2 separate regions of the Mus musculus genome follow, and region 2 is linked to region 1. The links are chromatin loops, found by intact Hi-C in ENCODE. Cell type or tissue: left cerebral cortex. All regions are shown on one strand.

Region 1 (2,500 bases):
TTACATATGTGGGAATGTGATTTTTCTCTCGATATTCTTATCTGCAATCAACCACATATGAGCACAAAAAGACTTTTATTTTTTATTTTTTGTGGGCCTGGGTCATGATGATCATTAAAATGAGGAGAGACCTGAAGCTTGTGCCGACCACCTGCAGCACCTACTAAGTCCGAAGACCCATGGGCATCGCTATCGAGGAACGCTGAAGTCTGGGTTTCCCAGCTCACATTCAAGTGGGCTAAATAACCTGGGCCTTTATGTGTAATTCTGCATCCCTAAGGGAACATTGTACCTGAGATGACATGACTCTCAGCATCTCATGCCAGATTTAAAACTGTAAACTGGAATGGATAGCAGATGAAGACAATTATCTCAGGCAAAAAAAAAAAAAAAAAAAAAAAAGAAAGAAAGAAAGAAAGAAAGAAAGAAAAAAGAGAAAAGAAAGAATAAATGGAGATTGTGTCTTTGGGAATGAGACAGGTTTGGTGTAGCCCAGGCTGGCCTTTAACCAGTTGTATAACCAAAGATAACCCTGAACCTCTGATCTGCCTGCCTCTGTTTCCTGGGTGGTTTACAGGTGTGCACCACTATATCTGGTTTTAAGGGAACTGTAATTTTCATGACGATGCTGCTATGGTACTTTAAAGACTACATTTATGTTTGACTAGTTTATTTAAAAGATTTTGTCTTAGAGTTTAAAAAAAAATTACTACATTTTGATTTTATGCGCACACACACACAGACACACAGACACACACACACACAGACACACACACACACACACACACACACCAAACAAGTAAAACCTACAAGAAAAAAAACTAAACACGTTTTCCGACCAGCAGTTAGGAGATTTTCTCCTTTGTGTTCAGTATTTCTGTCTAAAGGTAGCTGTTGATTTATTCAGTGGGCATTTCCTTAACATGTAGTTATATTACGGATACTATATTTCCTTTAGCAGTTAAATGCAGGTAGGTGCCCCTGATTAGAGATCTCATTTATTTTTCCTTTGTGGAGCTGAAACGACATCTTATGTCCTGTTTCAGCCGTGAGATCAGTCCTTATAGGAGCTAGAACAAAGCTGCGAATCTCTCAGTTGCTAAACCTCACCCTTGTGAACGGATCCAGCAAGTGTTCTTGTCTCTTGAAGATACACTAACATGGATGGGTTCCTTTGGAAGACATCCCTGGTGCTCTAGTGACAGCACAGGCCGTGTGTTTCCTCCTACTCCGTATTTTCTATCTCTGCTGTGAGGACTTACAGCCAGTGGGTGGCGCTGTAATACCGGAGGACTCATTTGTTCTGTTGCCACTAAGTGTTTTTATTATGGGACTATTTCCTTACATCATATGCTCTGAATTCTCTCTCTCTCTCTCTCTCTCTCTCTCTCTCTCTCTCTCCCTCCCTCCCTCCCTCCCTCTCCCTCTCCCTCTCCCTCTCCCTCTCCCTCTCCCTCTCTCTCTCTCTCTCTCTCTCTCTCTCTCTCTCTCTGTAATAGGTGCTAGAAACTTAATGACTGGTGTTAATACTTTCTGACTTAACTTTTATTTGTTTTCTTTGATTATTTATAATGACTGTTTGATATTTTCTTTTGTATCCTTCTGACCCTGCTGCAAATGAAGATAATTTTCTTAGGCAAAGGAAACAAGCAAAATAATTGGTAGAATATATTTTATTTTTCAGATACTTTTTCAGCTGATGATATCATTTCTGCTTGGCCCCAGAACCCCATCTTCATCTCTGAGTAATGACCCCAGCTCCATGCTTTTATTTCTAACCAATAAAGTGAAAACGTTCTGATTTTCTCTACATAGATTTTAGCTAAAAATAGCACAGGGTTCAGGTAGGAATTTCCTGTGCTCATGGTCAATGAATGGCACATTACGGTTTATACTATCCCTTGAGAATGAATTTATTTCAAAAGAAAAAGGTCTGGAGATGTGGCTCAGTGGCACCGTGCTTGAGCAGAGTGTGTGAAGCCATGCCTCCATCCTCACACTGGAGAAATGACACAGCAACAATTTAAATCTATATGAAAAAAATTTCTTTCAGTTTTCCATTGTAAGCCACTAAAGGCTAAAACATATGTCTTAACCAGTCCTGTTCAATAACAGACAAGGAAAAGTTCTTTTCAGGAAAGGGTTTCCACCTTTTTTGTTAAGGTTTGCTTAGGTACAGTTTGCAGATAGGTGAACTTGCTGGACTTCTGATGCCAAGGGCAATATAATGCATTTTTCAAAAGAAAAATTTTTTTTATTAGTCCTTTAAGATGGAGGTGTACCCTCTCAGAGGTGAAGGGGAGATGGGATGAGAGGAGGAACCCTGTGAGGAGAGGCTTGGGGGGGGGGAGCAGCATTTGGGATGTAAATACATAAATTAAATTGAAGAAAAAGGATTTTACATAACGGACAGCTGGGTGTGGATCCCAGATCTTGGGAGGCAGAGGCAGGAGGATCTCTGTGTGTTCAAGGCCAATCTGGTCTATAAGAGAGTTTCAGG
Region 2 (2,500 bases), 880 kb after region 1:
GGCTAAGTAAGGTGGTAGATGTGTGCTAGCCAGGATGGGGCGGAACTGAAAACAAGGTTCACCACAAATCCTCTGTAAGCGAAAATCCAGCAAGTATTCTCCCAAGGTGACTGTGTTCTATAGCCAAAGGGCAAACACTAAAACTCTCCGAGAGCAGAGAACTCTGAGACAGTAGCTGGGAAACAGACCCAAAGTACGAACACAAGATGCTACGAAAGGTGAGCTTTAATTCCAAAACTAACTTTTAGTTTTAGAGTAAGTCCCTTGCTGCTTCGGCAGAGGTGATGACATTTTGCTACCAGAACAGGCAAATGTCTCCTTAGTTCCCAGGTGCACGGTAATCCCACAAGCAGATGTGATCAAGCTTTATAAAGATTCAGTGCTGACAGGAATGTTCCCGTAGATGCAACAGCTTTCCTCAGAAGTGTCCACATCTAGGAGTTGGTATCGAACTTGTGTCACCTTGTGGAATGTAAGGAGGTCTATGCCACACTGTGACTATCTGTCTTGCTTGGCGTTTTTACCCACTTGTAGAATAAATGGGTTTACACTAAAAAGGAAGGTTCCAGAGTCTGACTGAGGCTAACAAGAAATTGGTGAACGGAATTACATAAGATTTACAATTTTGTCTAGTTCTGCTTACCTAGAGACATTATAAAATATAGTGACCATAAATTTTTAAGCACTCCCCCAAGTATTTGGTATTTGCAGGATAATTACCATCATATGGTTTCCAAAAGCAACACCCAGAGGCACATGAGACATCATTTCAGTCATCACCATAGTTACTACTCTTAGCCTACACTGAATGACTGCTTCTTAAGTGGTAGACGTTCAGTCTGCAGCTTTTCTTTCATTTAGGAGCTTTGAAGCCTGTTTTCTATACTGCAGTTTCAGACTCAAGTAAAACAAGTAATCAGGCCTGGTGGCACAAAACCTAATATCAGATAGGCAGGAGAATTGCAACTTCAAAGCATGGATAGACCACAGAGTGTTCAAGGCCAGGCTGGGCAAGCCAGTGAGTCTCTGCTTCAAAACAAAAATGTGCTAATATTCAAATATTCTGCATGTTGCTCAGTGGCAGAAAACTTGCTGGCCTTCGAAAGGCCCAGAGTTCAATTCCCTGTACTGCTGAAAAGAAGAACAAACAAACACACAGCAGAAACAACCAAATCAAACCAAACCAAACCATACAAACAGGAAGAGAACTGGGAAGAGGAACCTCACTTTTGTAAAAGTCTAAATGCAGATTCTGAGAGCTATCTTGCAAGTTTTAACCTGAGAAATATGAGCAACTTTAAAATAACAGGACTTAAACACTGCTTTTCTGCAATTACAATGTAAGCTGTGTGTGCGCAGCTCAGCAGCTGCAAGGGTTAAAGTAAAAAGACTCATTAGCTACAGACGCCATCTCGTGGCCCACTTATTTATTATTCCGTAGTCTTCTGTGTATGCCTAACTCAAAGGCAGACAAAGGCAGAGGTGGCTCAGGTACTATTTATTTGATCTTTCTCACTTCTGCACATGGGTTACTGGGGCAGTGAAATATTACAAATATTTCTTGGAGAAACCAATCCAAGGGCCTGAATTTGCATTCACAGTCTGTCAACTCCTGTATTCTCCTCACTCCAAAATTGGCTTTTGATGTAATCGGCCAATTACACGAGGCTCATCAGCTTAGAAGTGGCCATTTCCAAGTTTACTTTCTCAAGCTTATTTTTGTTTAACCATATATTGACCTACAGATAATGATAGTGAAAACATTCACCTTTCTTCTCATTAAATAATTGATCAAAGCACAGCAATACTATTTTGGTACTTCATTTTAAAGCATCTCCCATGCTTTCTTCTTTCGTTCTGCTAAAGGCTTATGGTGCGTGTGTATGTATGTGAGCGTGTGCGTGCATGGGGGTGTGTATGTGTGTGAGTGTGTGTGTGCATGGGGGTGTGTATATATGTAAGCACGAGTGTCTGGTGGGACATAGGAGAAGATCGTTATTTTGCACGTTATTTTGCACTTACCTATGAGCCAATGAACATCATCGGAACATGATTAGCATTTTCTAATAGGTATGTAGCAATGCTGACAGCCAATTCTAAATTTTTCATTAGCTGACTCACCCCTTTTAAGATGTGATACCCTTGTATATATCCTCTGTATTTTCTAAAGTATTGAATCCATCCTAGCCTCTTCCTACTAAATCTCTAAAGAGCTAAGTCTCAGAAATGCAAGCCTTGTTCAAAGTCTAACAAAGGCAGATGCTTATGTTTCCCCCCCTCATGGTATATATGAACTCATTCTCGTTAGCATGGATAATTGAGAAATGATTATATTACAGGACATAAAGTGGCGAGGAGACTATTTTAATAGAAGCTTAGAGACAGCAGAAAACTCCAAAATACCAAAAATGTTTACTAATTATAAGAGCCAAAATTTTTTTAAAAGGCACAATTATGTAGAATAGTGACGTGGATTACTACTTTTGAATGTCTAATTTGG

The links. Peaks named below come from ENCODE experiments on the same cell type or tissue, not always from the same donor. Only the 100,000 strongest peaks of a DNase experiment are listed, where the experiment ranks them.
Region 2: it touches region 1 in a loop (7-fold over the local background); 4 of 42 quality-filtered maps call a loop at or near these places.

The regions. Positions count from the first base shown.
Region 1 is chr3:116,903,101-116,905,600 of GRCm38, forward strand. It overlaps Frrs1 (ferric-chelate reductase 1), which reads left to right. Exons shown (of 17, transcript NM_009146.3): 17 at 1-650. The coding sequence ends at 61. Among named protein-coding and RNA genes, the nearest start is that of Frrs1, 43 kb to the left of the region's middle. In left cerebral cortex, a CTCF peak has its summit at 1,247 (motif pointing right); a DNase peak (open chromatin) is centred at 1,255; H3K27ac peaks cover 556 bases.
Region 2 is chr3:117,787,575-117,790,074 of GRCm38, forward strand. The region is part of intron 8 of Snx7 (sorting nexin 7); the gene reads right to left. Among named protein-coding and RNA genes, the nearest start is that of Gm52614, 67 kb to the right of the region's middle. In left cerebral cortex, a CTCF peak has its summit at 1,417 (motif pointing left); a DNase peak (open chromatin) is centred at 1,427.